Regions from separate parts of the Homo sapiens genome. Here region 2 is linked to region 1. The links are chromatin contacts, found by Hi-C or POLR2A ChIA-PET in ENCODE. All regions are on one chromosome and are shown on one strand. The core of a region is the stretch at or near the end of the contact, and the rest is flanking DNA. Distances in the headings are between cores, read along the strand shown. Region 1 holds the start of FAP (fibroblast activation protein alpha). Region 2 holds the start of DPP4 (dipeptidyl peptidase 4).

Region 1 (6,712 bases), core at 2,986-5,485:
CAATAAGAGTATTCAATAGACATGAACTAGTAGTAGTAATATTCTCTAATCTAAAAATGCTAGTGAAAAAACAATATGTGTTAACAAGTTATGTTAGTCTATAGGTGCTTACACATTCTATTTATACTATTTAAACAGTCTTCTTGTTGGTTAACCACTTCTAAAAAGATGTAGTATTTCCCTATTTAAATGACAATGAAGCACTGATTTATCTTCTGAGTCTTTGTGTCCTCAGCACTCAAAGAAATGGGTTGTGTCTCTGTTCTGTTTCTTTTCTAACCCCATTTTGATAGTTAACCCTTTGGGTCTCCAAGGAGCACTTGCCCTAATTATGATAGGATAATGAAACACTGACATCTAATTATAACATTTATGAAGGTAGTAGATGCCAATTACAAACTAGGAGGCATGTGGCTTTATATTCTTCCTTATGTAACAATTGTGGTTTTAGAAAAGAGATCAGATTCAAAAAATAGTTTGAGCTATATCATTTCCCACTGATGCTATATTATGCCACTTCTTCCAGATCTATAACTATGTGATAGTTATTTTGAGCTTTGAAGACCTCAGGACTCTTTCTAGCTTGGAACTCAAAAATCTCTTTGACGATGGGTATTTTGTTGAATCCTTTCATTTAAGCAAGTCCCTGGAGGAAGAGCTTTTAACCCAGGCACTATATAAATAATCATCGGATTAATAGACCCCGATTAAAAAAAAACTGTAAACAAATTAATATTTTGAACACAGTCCTTGTAGAGTGAAATTGTGTTCTTTTGAGATATGTGTAACAAAGTACTTTGAGGATGTGAACATCATTAATATTTTAGCCTTAATTATTTTACCCTCACAACCTTAAGTGTCCCCCAACAGCAAATCAGTGAAATGTCAATTATAATTTTAAAAAAAATTTATCACTTTGGAATAAAACTTTAGGAAGTATCACAAAGAAGCAATGTAAGGTGGTAACACTGGGTCCTGTTAAAATCTTGGGCAAGTTATCCAGTTTTTCTAGGCTGTTTCCTAATCATCAAAATGAGTTTTGGTATGGATCAGATGAAATAATGCATTAAAATCACTTTGTAGATAACAGTAAACAATAAATGTTTATTGAATCTGAGGAATCAAATGGGTAGGATGTTAGGAGCTGTTAGGCTCTCTAGAAGCAAATTTTTACTTTAAAGAGTATAAAATCAGGCTTATGTTTACTGCACTTGTATCCTTATTCCCCTTGTAACTTGTCCTTAAATAATTTGTCATGGCTTTTGGTTAATAAACACATCTCTCTTTCATCTCCCCACCATAAAATAAAAAGATAACATCCTTATGCTCTCAGCATGGTCTTACCTTCAGACTCTAGAAATACATAGCTGGATGTGTTTTCTGGGAAAACATATAAATTAAAATCATTTTTGGCAGGTAAACATTGGCTACTAATAAATAGTTCTAGTAAGCTCTCCTCCTTATAACCTAAGGATTTATGTTATAGCTCACTTATCCAGTGGGCTTACCAGAATGCAGTCATATTCCAAAGTCAGCCTTACAAGGTCCCTCTCTGGAAAGAACTCAGTTGATGAGCCTCTACTCTCCTAATTGCTGCCCTTACATTTTTACATGACAAATCATCATCCTTTCTGGTTTTGCAGCATTTTAATAGACCCAGAGTTGCTTTCTGAGAAAAGTCTCAGTACTAACAAAGGTTAGAACTAACAAAGGTTGAACTAAGGATGACATGCATGTGGTATGTGCCCTTTCCAGTCCTCTTCCCAGGTCCATGAAGAAATCACCAACCAGTGAGAACACTCTTTCTACAGAACACAAACTCAGCTTCAGGCTATTTCTGAACAAGAGCTTTAGGAAGCAAAAGGAAACAAGTATGTAAGAACATTAAGAACATACCTGCCATACTTATACTAGAATGTAAGTTCCTTAAGGGCACAGACTGTGTCTGATTCATTTTTGTTTTCTCAACAAAAATGTTGATGGGGTGTTAACTAATTGTATAAAGTAGGAATAAGAGTCAGTTTCGTAAATGTTTTTTAAAAGTTGACAAAAGTATTTTCATTTTGATTCCAAAATTAAAAAAAGCTAATAAAGATATTACAATATTTTAAAAATCCAAATTTTATGAGAGTTCTTGTCTGGATGAAAATTAGAATACATTCACATTATCTCAAACGAATGAACATGTGTGACTTTATAAAAACAATACCTCCCTAAACCATGAATTCAGATGGAAAAACTCGACATCTTTATTTCTGCAGTCAGTCTCATTTTTCTTAAAACAGTTCAAACTAGTAAGAATTTTCCAGAAGTTACAGCTTGACTCACCCAACCTTCCAAGGAAAAAACAAAAAAACTTAAACAGACATTGTTTCACTCTCATCATTTCCCACCCTTACTAATAGTGGCAACTTAAGTGTATCTTAAAGCACTCCAACCTCTTCATAGAGCCTATTAAATGAGTATCTTGTGGACACCCACACACAGTCATAGAATCCTAAGTGGTGCTCAGACCAGTCACATGTCAGTGCATTCTTAATTGCTAGAGCTAACATGCTCTCAGCATGGTCTTTTAATTACACCCTAATAATTTATTATAGTTTCTCTCTACAATGTAAAGTCTTGGAAATCACCCACTAAAAAGTGCCTGTGTACTCTGGGGCTTTGGCAGGCTAGGGCAGAACTTCTGAGAACACGGTGTGTTCCAGAGAAGACAATCAATCTGAGAGGACTTACACAGAAACAGTTCATTCAGGACCTGGCTGCTGGCTTTTATCTGAGATCTGAGGATTTCACAATCACTTGGAGATACCTACAAGTGTATAGCACACCTTGGATATTACTCTTAATGATTACTTCATTTTGTAAAGAGGTGACTCCACCAACAGCAAAGGAGAGGGCCCAGCCCCAGCCACCAGGAATACAGTTCTCTGCCAGTAAGTGCCTAATGACTCATTTTCCTCAACAGAATTTTCATAAGGCTGGAATTCAGGGAGGGATGTCTGGAGAATGTCTGAAAGGAAGTTCACAAGCCACTGTCCTGCTCTTTGCTGGAGAAAGTGTCCCGTGGTAGCCAGAGAAGTTGACTAAGGCAAACAGCAACATGTTTTGGTAACATTTCCCCATTACCTTTCATGTACAATCCAAGAAAGGTTGCCATGAAGTGTTTTAATCAGGTTGGGAACATTATAAACTTCGAAAAAAGAAAACCATTAGTGGAAAAATTAAGGACACAGTAGATTTAACAACTGTGTTTACGTGGAACCACAAAATCTATCCAAGTGAATTGCATTAAAACAGACAGAACACTCCAAGAAACTGTTGTATGTGTATTTTTTTTAATTCAGTCAACCATTTTACTAATCTGTCAAGATGACCAATTTCTTTGGAATTATGTAGATTTAGCCAAAATGAAATTATACATAAGATTTACTTTTCTTTTCAGATGCTTTTTTATTTATTTTTAAATCTTTATAATTACTAGATGTTCTCCTCTCTCAGAAGATATTCTGAGAGGAAAGCAAAAATACCACTCTTGTAAAGCCATTTCCATTCTTCCAAAGGTCTGCTGGTAAATTATTCTTACTGATCTTTCCATCTTTCTAGCCTGTGCATACACACCTAACCCATACTAAATTTCACCAGATGGCATTTTATTTCTTTAAAGTAAAGCAGCCGTGGGTTTAGACAGTTGAATTTTTAAACTTCTGTATTTACTGAAAGTGCATATGGTGCTATATGGACAAAGAAATTGTGCTGAAAGAAAAACATTTCTGTCTGCAATACCTCATAATCTTCCAGAGGAAAAAAAAGTGCAGTTATATGGCACATTTCTCACAAAATCTTATGTGGCTTCAATGTTCTTCCTCTGTTAAAAAGTAGATATATGTTTAATGTACAGACCTGCAAGTTTCATTATTTTAAATTCATCTTTTAGTGGCAAATAAAAATGTTATGCAAAACCCAATGACTTGCTAAAGTGATCCTTCAGTGAATTCTAGAAGAAAATGCAACATAAACCTGAACTGGTAAAAAAGAAAAAATAAAAACCTCTGTATGTCAACGTAAGCAGATGTTGGTGTAGTTACAAGGATGAGAAGGCTATAAAACTTCCCTTGAGTCACTCACAGTTCATTTGAGGGCCAAGAACGCCCCCAAAATCTGTTTCTAATTTTACAGAAATCTTTTGAAACTTGGCACGGTATTCAAAAGTCCGTGGAAAGAAAAAAACCTTGTCCTGGCTTCAGCTTCCAACTACAAAGACAGACTTGGTCCTTTTCAACGGTTTTCACAGATCCAGTGACCCACGCTCTGAAGACAGAATTAGCTAACTTTCAAAAACATCTGGAAAAATGAAGGTTAGTATAAGCAACCTCAAGTATTCTTAAAAAATTAGGGTTGGCTGGATTGAACGTGATCAGAGTTTTCTATTGTTTAGAAGGTGAAGATTTGTACATAAGTATTTACTTCCTCAATGGGTTGGGATTGGAAAATTGTTCTAAATATACTGTAGAAACATTTGTCCTTGCAGAGCTGGAAGAATTCCAGCAATTATAGCCGGATCAGTGGAAAACAATCAAAAGCTTTGTGGGGCGAGAGAAAAAGGATTTAGGTGTAAACAAAATCTTGCCATTTCTACTATTTAGCAGGAACTGTGTGTATGCCTAATTCTCTTTATTTTATGTAGACTTGGGTAAAAATCGTATTTGGAGTTGCCACCTCTGCTGTGCTTGCCTTATTGGTGATGTGCATTGTCTTACGCCCTTCAAGAGGTAAGAACTTTCTCTGATTTGCTCTATCTGCCTAGAATAGCTTGGAAAATGTACTAATGCAAGATCACAAGTGGTTGAACATTTCCTAAGTGCTTATGTTCCAAAGTAAGTCTGTTATTTCTAAGAAGACATATAAGCTCACAGATATGTTGTTGTGCAAGACCAGAAATACTGAGGAATTTAAGGCATGGGTAGGAAGAGATTTACAGTGTTATTTCAGCAATAGAAAAACCTAAGAACTATGCTGCATCACCCCCACAACCCCCAAAAATATATGCTAAATACAAGCTTTGACAGGCCTTTAGAAACAACATTTTTAACTAACATTGCTTTTCATTATTAGGTTTGTCTCGTGGAAAGTAAAAATGAGTAAGAATGGAAAAGTTAAAACAGAATCTATGGACTTTTTTTATTACTAAATAGTCTTTCCAAAAATTTAGGGAGGAAGTTGAGAATACAGATCTCAGGAATAGCTGTATAGAAAAAGCAAAGTTGTTGTTTTAGATGTAGTAGCACTGCACATCAAATTAGAAAACCAAACATTGTTAAGCAAGCATTTTGATCAGTCATAAATTGGATCCTTTTACAAAAAAGGCTTAGATTGACACTGATCTCACTTTGCTAAAAATTGGAAGGTACTATGGGCTGATATCAGAGCTAGTTTAAATATAAAGTAGGACTATGTTGATAGATAATCTAGTGATATTAGGGAAATAGCTTTTTATGAAAATATTTATGAAGAGAAACTCAAGCTTCTGAAATGGAAAAAAAATCCAGTAATAACAGGTCTTATGTCTTTGTGTCTAGGAAAGGGGAAAAATTTGTACTAATAAATACTAAAAGTTTATGATAACAAATGTGGGAAATATCTTGGTTAAAAGTTAACTGATAGTAAATGAAGATCAATAAAATAACTTCAGCTAAAGAATGTATGAGTCCTGAATGACTGGACTGTTGCTATTAAAAAGAACATAGAAAAATGTTTTCGAAAATTAAAAATAATCATGAGATTTTCACAGAATTACAAAATAGAATAGGTTAACCCATAAGATGAAGTCAGCTGATATCTTCAGTGTTAATTTCAGTCTTTGTTTCTGCTCTCTGCCAGCACAAGATTCTTCTTAGGCTGTTGAGAGGTATGTAGTGTGTGTACATATCTTTCATAAATTTTCATGTTAAAATTGTTTTCAGACTCATCTCTGAACTCAGTGGTCTTGGGGCCACATTTCCCTCATACCAGCAATTGTCAGGTAGTGGATTAGGTCATATAGATCCTTTGAATGTTAATTCATTAAAAATTAGCTCCTGATTTTTAAAGAAACTCAACCTTGAAATTGATACTCTGCACCCTCAGAAATAAATGTTCTTGGAACAAAAGTTTGTTAATTTTATAGGGCACTTGCCTCCATGTCCATAGGGAAGGATGAATTTCACTATGGAATTCAAGCTATAATTTCTAATAAGAAATGCATTATATTTACATATTTACAAATGATGTATAGAGATACACATACACAGATATTTGTGTGATCACATATAATCTCAATCCCTACCCTCTTTCCAAGTTTAGTTATGTATAGCTTACATATAAATATACGTCGTAAACTATATATAGTATAAAAGTCCTATGTAATTTATAATACAATTCTATTTTCAACTAACAGGAAAATTCTAAGAATAAAGTGATTTCTTGATAGGGTGAAATAATCAAATTAAACTCAAGTACTCAGTGAAATTTGAGTACTCATTCAGAAATAGAAAAATCATAAATAAGGTGAGAACTGTTGTTTTTTGGTTCATTATATCATTCTCTTTCTCTTCTAAATTTGCTGAATAACTTCTCAGAATGTCAGCTAAACAGCTTGTGAATGGCACTAGTCATTACCCTACTTTCCTGAGCAGGACCCGGGGAAGTCAGTGCCACAGGCAGCCCTGAAGTT
Region 2 (7,288 bases), core at 3,860-6,359, 170 kb after region 1:
GCCTGATGATGCAATTAAAATGAAAACCCCATTTTCTGAAAAATTCAAGCTGGCTGCAGAAATGAGGAGCCAAATGTTAATCACCAAACAATGGGGAAAATGTCTCCACGGCAAGTCAGAGGACTTCACGCAGCCCCTTCCATCACAAGCCAGGAGGCCTAGGAGGCAAAAATGGTTTCATGGGCTAGGCCAAGGGCCTTGCTTCTTTGTGCAGTCTCAGGACTTGGTGCCCTGTGTCCCAGCTGTGGCTAAAAGGGGCCAATGTAGAGCTCAAGCCATTGCTTCAGAGAAGCAAGCCCCATGCCTTGGCAGCTTACATGTGGTGTTGGGCATGTGGGTGCACAGAAATCAAGAATTGAGGTTTGGGAACCTATGCCTAGATTTCAGAGGATGAATGGAAACTCCCAGATGCCCAAGCAGAGGTGTACTATAGGAGCAGAACCATCATGGAGAACCTCTACTAGGGCAGTGCAGAAGGGAAATGTGGGATATGAGCCCCCACACAGAGTCTCCACTGGGGCACTGCCTAGTGGAGCTGTGAGAAGAGGGCCACCATCCTCCAGCCCCCAGAATGGTAGATCCAGGGACAGCTTGTTCCGTGTAACTGGAAAAGCCACATATACTCAACGCCAGCCTGTGAAAGCAGCCAGGAGGGGGCCTGAACCCTGCAAAACTACAGGGGCAGAGCTGCCCAAGACCATGGCAACCCACCTCTTGCATTAGCATGACTTGGATGTGAGACATGGAGTCAAAGGAGATAATTTTGGAGCTTTAAGATTTGACTGACCTGCTGGATTTCAGATTTGCATGGCACCTGTAGCCCCTTCATTTTGGCCAATTTCTCCCATTTGGAATGGTTGTATTTACCCAACACCTATAACCCCATTATATCTAGGAAGTAACTAACTTGCTAGTGATTTTACAGAGTCGTAGGCAGAAGGGACTTGCTTTGTCTCAGATGAAACTTTGGACTGTGGACTTTTGAGTCAATGCTGAAATGAGTTAAGACTTGGGGGACTGTTAGCATGGCATGATTGGTTTTGAAGTGTGAGGACATGAGATTTGGGAGGGACCAGGGATGGAATGATATGGTTTGGCTGTGTCCCCACCCAAATCTCATCTTGAATTATAGCTCCCATGATTCCCATGTATTGTGGGAGGGACCTAGTGGGAGGTAATTGAATCATGGGGGTAGGTCTTTCCTGTGCTGTACTTGTGATAGTGAATAAGTCTCACAAGATCTGATGATTTTATAAAGGGGAGTTCCCCTACACAAGCTCTCTTGCCTGCCACCATGTAAGACATGACTTTACTCCTCATTCGCCTTCAGGCGTGATTGTGAGGCATCCCCAGCATGTGGAAGTGTGAGTCAATTAAGTTTCTTTCCTTTATAAATTACCCAGTCTCAGGTATGTCTTTATTAACAGCATGAGAACAGATGAATACACACTGCAAGCTTCTCCTTGGCTTGTAGCTGCCATCTTTTCCTATGTTTCTTCACATGGTTTTCACTCTGTCTCTTTCTGTATCCAAATCTCTCCTTTTTATAAAGTTATCAGTCATATTGGATTGGGGCCCACCCTAGTGACCTCATTTTAAATTGATTAACTAGGTCGTGGAGACACGTGAAGGTTGGTGCGGAGTTCGTCTCTGCAAGCATGGTTGTCCTGGGATGGATTCCTCCTGCTCTTCCTCTGCGGCGGGTTTGGGTGCAGTGGACCCGCAGTTGCAGCATTTTCATTGAGGTAGAGACTCAAAAGCAGCGCTTCCAGCAGCTGGTGCACCAGATGACTGAACTTTGTTGGGAGAAGTGCATGGACAAGCCTGGGCCAAAGTTGGACAGTCGGGCTGAGGCCTGTTTTGTGAACTGCATTGAGCGCTTCATTGATACAAGCCAGTTCATCTTGAATTGACTGCAACAGACCCAGAAATCCAAGCCAGTTTTCTCAGAAAGCCTTTCTGACTGATCTCAGCATTACCTCTTTGGAAAAGGAAGGTAGTTCAATAAATGAAGAGCTGTTGATGGGATGATTGAAGAAACAGCTATGAGAGGACTGGCTCCCATCTTTTGTTACTTTTGGGACATCCTGTCATCTGAGAATGAACAAAGACCAATTTTTTGTGTGTGAAGCTTAAGGGTCATATGTTTGCTTGTATTTTTTAATGCTAATCTTGTGAAAATAATTGACAGGTGAATGGAAAACTCTATTTAGATGCATATTACTGTACACGGGACTATGCTTTTCTCAAAGCCCCATTAACTGCTTCCTATTATTTTGATAGTGGGACCACATACATAAAAATCTCTCATTTGTGTGGAGTCATTTCGATTTCAAGGGAGATCCTTGTGTTTTTCAGAAAGGGCAGAAGTGGGGGAAGAATAATTTAGTATCCTTATCTAGTGTTTGATTATCAATGCTGGAGAAAAATATCTGTAAGAGTGTTTATACAGTACACTTCAGTTTTCTTGATGATCTCCCTTTCCTATATGATGATTTGCTTAAATATCCATATTAAGTATAGTCTCAAGGTAAGGTAGGCAGCCTGAGAGTCTAGAGGTCTTTAGTTTTAAAGGAATCTAGCCAGTGAACATAATTCTTATTACTAGACTGCCACAAGGAAGAAATTAACTTACCCTGTATATCAGGGTACAAAAAATTCAATGATGTGCCTAAATAAGTTATAAAGATTTAGGCCAATCATAAGCTAACAGCAGTTTCAGGTAGAGGTGCATGCCTAATGTTAATTAGTGTAGATTCCATTTACTGCATTCTTTTGATCACTGAAATAAAAGCTATATAAGATTCAAAAAAATTGATTAACTCTGTAAAGACCCTATATTCAAATAATGTCACACTCTGAAGTCCTAAAGGTTGGGATTCTAATATATCTTTTGGAGGGACACAATTCAATCCATAACATCAAGTAACTGCACAACCTAGCTACCCTAATAAACTGAGTGTTGCCTAATCTACCACATGATAAAATTGGGCATTTGCAGGAGCATGCTATTATTAAGCGAAAATTGTATCTATATGATAAAGGAGATAAGCCCACCAGGTCCACAAGGCACAAGAAACTCAGACTAGCAGAAAACTTAGACTCTATGATGCCTGCTCCCATTGACTCAATGTCTCTCCCTCAGTGCACACCTATAGCTTCACAAGGAGTTTCCTACAACTAGGCAACAGATGAGGGAAAGGAGTCAATGTTATGCAAAGTAAGCTGGCACTAGCAATAAGTAGATGGCTGCTGCATCAGAGTCCCTCCCAGGGATGTCCTGAAACACAGCAGAAAGGGAAATCTTACTGACAAACAGAACTTTGAGCAGAACATCTGCTTTTCTATTTTGCAAGAAAAAAGAGATGGCCCAATGTAAGATCTACACTGACTCATCAGTGGTGGCTAATGTGTTGGCCAGCTGCTACCTTAAGGATTTGGAAAAAACAAGATTGAAAGACTGGTGACACAGAGGTCAAGGTGGGGGAGGCATGTGAGAGAGTCTCTTGAAATGGGCACAGGGTGTGAAGATATTTGCGTCTCATGGAGTGCCCTCCAGAGAACAAATTGACCTGTCCCGTAGATGTCAGCCAGCCTCCTGCCAGCTTCCTTGGGGCTTGCTGAATGTACAATGAGTGCCATGGTGCTGGCATGGAGATGAAGCACAGGCTTAACTCTCCAGACTTCCTTCACCGAGGCTGATGTGGCTTACCAATGCTGAGTGAGCAAAATGCTGAGAGTGAAGGGCAGCACTGAGCCCCCTGTGGCACCATTCCCCGTAGTCCGTGTTAAATGGCCTCTCTTCACAGCATCAGTTCACAGGGTCCAGTAACACCATTGACTCATCTTCCTCAGCAGTTGGAAGAGGGAGGAGGAGAGTTAGTTTCAGCCTCTGGAGTTGGGGGTGAGTGAGGATACTGATGTATCACAAGCAACTAGTGGGCAAGGGGGAAAAGATGACTGAGTTCAAAAGCAATGCCTGGATTGGAAATAAAAGATGGAAAATTGCATTAATTCATAATCATGTGGTAATGCCCCATCGGACTCTGCATTCTTAATCTTTTACCTCTACTGACAGAGAGGCTTTGCTTTTCAGCTGCTGTGAACAAGCTGAAGAGGCCTTATCCTCTTATCTGCAAGAGTGGAAGTAATCACAGGGGGCCCTAAAGGCAAATGTTTACCTGTGTATTTTATCGTGAAAGTGCCAAGGGTCCAGACCTCACCTCTCTTGTCCCACTTTATCTCCAGTACCTAGAAGGGAGGCTGGCACATTGTAACCACTCAAACATCTGTGGATGACTGGAATAAATGGGAGGATGTAGGAATGAATGAACGAATGAATAATCCTTTAGGGAACAATAGAGAGCTGGGGGAGGGAGAAGCCATACCTGATCTTTTATTCTTCTCCAAAACCCTTGAAAAGACTATGAGAGGCCGCATAGAGTAGCCATTAAGACCTTGAACTCTTAATTTAGGATCTACAACTTCCTAGCTGAATGGCTTGGCCAAGTTATTTATTCTCTGTGTACAGTCTTCCTTCCTGTAAAACAAACACAGTAAATGCTTAGAGCAGCACCTGGGAAAAAGTCAAGTTCCACATAAGTGTTACTGTCATTATTTTTGTCATCTTGATGAGTGTGTAAGCCTGCAAGACAATCGGGAAATTCCCTAGGGAGGGTGAATCCAGATACTCAGCTTCCAAGGGCCATTCAAGAGGGAACAATCACCTTTTCTCTTTGCCTTTCATACTGCTTTAGACCCCTCACTGCTTCCTAACATAACTTTCACTGGCAAGAGACGGAGTCCTGGGTTTCAGTTCCAGTTGCCTGCGGTGGGCTGTGTGAGTTTGCCAAAGTCCCCTGCCCTCTCTGGGTCTCGGTTCCCTCGCCTGTCCACGTGAGGTTGGAGGAGCTGAACGCCGACGTCATTTTTAGCTAAGAGGGAGCAGGGTCCCCGAGTCGCCGGCCCAGGGTCTGCGCATCCGAGGCCGCGCGCCCTTTCCCCTCCCCCACGGCTCCTCCGGGCCCCGCACTCTGCGCCCCGGCTGCCGCCCAGCGCCCTACACCGCCCTCAGGGGGCCCTCGCGGGCTCCCCCCGGCCGGGATGCCAGTGCCCCGCGCCACGCGCGCCTGCTCCCGCGCCGCCTGCCCTGCAGCCTGCCCGCGGCGCCTTTATACCCAGCGGGCTCGGCGCTCACTAATGTTTAACTCGGGGCCGAAACTTGCCAGCGGCGAGTGACTCCACCGCCCGGAGCAGCGGTGCAGGACGCGCGTCTCCGCCGCCCGCGGTGACTTCTGCCTGCGCTCCTTCTCTGAACGCTCACTTCCGAGGAGACGCCGACGATGAAGGTGAGTGCCGCGCCACGTACGTCCCCGGGGCGAGCTGTGGGGACCTCTTCGCCAAACTCCCCAAATGGCCCAAAAGCTGGCGAAACCGGACCAGGGACTCCCCTTAGGCGGAAGCCCCAAGGCCACCCTCTGACAGGTGAAGGGACGTCCCAGAGCTCTCGCTTAGCTTTCGGACCCTGGCTTCTGCTAGGACCCTGGCGTCGAGCTTTGAATGTCCCGGAGAGCCACTCACAGAACGCACGCCCGAACCCGGGCAGGGGTAGAGAAACCAACGCTAATGTGCTCTGAAGGCACAAGTTCAAGGGCACCCGCCTTAGAGAACTCCAACTGGCGCACTCCAGACGCCACCCCCACCCCCAGCCCGCGGTCTCCCTCTTCTAACGCACTCCCACCTGCAAATCCTGCTGCCTCTGGAGCAGCCCCGACCCTCCTACGGAAACTGGGGCCACACGCTTCCCTCTAATTGGACTTGATCTGCTCGGCTTGCAGACACCGTGGAAGGTTCTTCTGGGACTGCTGGGTGCTGCTGCGCTTGTCACCATCATCACCGTGCCCGTGGTTCTGCTGAACAAAGGCAGTAAGTTTGAAACATTTGAAAAAGATAGGACAGTTGGAGCTCAGGTCAGGCTCCGTCTTACCACGCTAAGGGAAACGAGGGATTTTGCGTGGGGTTGGACCAGTGCCCCGAAGTGTAGCTGAGAAGGCTTCCCAGTTGTTGTTGCTGCTTGTAGAGCAGCAGCTGGATTCACTTCGCGGGGTCTTCAGTGTTTAGGCTGAAACTCTTGCGGCTTTCACGTCTTGTTATGTATAATAAATGCATGCTTCCTGAAATTAGGGAGAGTCGGGATTTTTAAAATTTCAATTTTAAATTTAATTTGTAAATTTTTAAATTTACATGTAATTTTTGAGAAAAGTTTTTGGGTGTGATCGAAAAAGGAAAAAAGGCAGTGTTTAAAGAGCCCAAAGACAGCAGTAAGGATATCTGAAATGGAAAGGAAAAATGAGAAAGCAAGCCCCAAAATACAGTTTTGAGAAATGATGTTCCACAGGGAACCCAGACTGTTTTCCCTCAAGGGTGGTGAGAATTCAGTTGGAGGGTGGGGAGGCAGGGAAGTAATTGACCAATTTAGCAGTATTGCAGAGCTAAATAATAAAGCTGGTATACACGATAATATTTAAGAAGGGTCTGGAATCAGTGATGTTTTGGTGGATTCTTTTATTTAAGGACTTTCATGTCTTTTTAGCTTGCCTAAATGTATAAAACACTCACATAATGGAATACTCACTGTAGGATGCAAGCAAGTGAGAACTACTAGTTTCAGTCTCCCCTGGCCTTACTTTCCTTTTAAACACTTGCTTTCATTTCAGCATTACACACTATAAATTAGTCAGCCAGTTAAAGCATTCTCTCTGGAAGATTTAGTCAACTGAGGAATGTATAGTCAGTGCTTGCATACTCAAGGAGTCTTATCTAGATTTTAGGATGACAGTTCAGAATTAGATTGTAGAGCTATGAAAACCATGCTTGCTGTGCAATTCAAGGCCAGGGCAAATGTGCCAAAGGTTAAATAACTGAATGGGTTGACCTACTGCTAATGAAATTTGAAGAAACCAGTGGTTGCTACTATTTTATACCATTAAATGACAGTCCACTTAAGCTTGACTCTTGTGGACTGTTAAAATATAACTATTTTCATAAAGCAACTCTTTGTGTAAACCATACATGCAAAGCCTTGTGGGAGAAGAATGTGCTAGTCATACAATTGATAAATATAGGGCTTACAGGCTTACATTATGTTCCAGGCACCGCGTTAGTTGCTGCAAATACAAAGATTAAATTTTGTAAATATAAATATAAAGGCCCTGACCTCAAGGACTGTATAAGCTAGTGGGAACATGCAAACAAATATGACTTGTTTTACATATATATGTGTGTATGT

Evidence for each region. Hi-C counts contacts between places; a loop is a spot of excess contacts on that map. ChIA-PET counts read pairs that join two places held with the same protein, here RNA polymerase II (POLR2A). Pooled maps may share reads with other maps.
Region 2: a map of IMR-90 shows a loop between it and region 1 (2.7-fold over the local background). The contact joins the promoter of DPP4 here to the promoter of FAP in region 1. A Hi-C loop is called at or near these places in 1 of 168 maps with a recorded cell type or tissue (IMR-90) and 2 of 50 pooled maps. POLR2A ChIA-PET finds 5 or more read pairs at or near these places in 1 of 52 experiments (AG04450).

Annotation. Positions count from the first base shown.
Region 1 is chr2:162,240,968-162,247,679 of GRCh38, reverse strand. FAP (fibroblast activation protein alpha) reads left to right here and starts at 4,235. Exons shown (of 26, transcript NM_004460.5): 1 at 4,235-4,358; 2 at 4,688-4,772. The coding sequence starts at 4,353. LOC105373724 (a long non-coding RNA gene) reads right to left here and starts at 1,563. Exons shown (of 4, transcript XR_923544.3): 1 at 1,509-1,563.
Region 2 is chr2:162,072,036-162,079,323 of GRCh38, reverse strand. It overlaps DPP4 (dipeptidyl peptidase 4), which reads left to right and starts at 5,109. Exons shown (of 26, transcript NM_001935.4): 1 at 5,109-5,348; 2 at 5,838-5,925. The coding sequence starts at 5,343. It overlaps DPP4-DT (DPP4 divergent transcript), which reads right to left and starts at 4,467. Exons shown (of 3, transcript NR_147697.1): 1 at 4,389-4,467; 2 at 3,713-3,846; 3 at 1,392-2,094. It also overlaps the pseudogene TIMM8AP1. RefSeq lists a promoter at 2,928-4,704, enhancers at 4,259-4,956, 5,391-5,590 and a silencer at 4,981-5,240.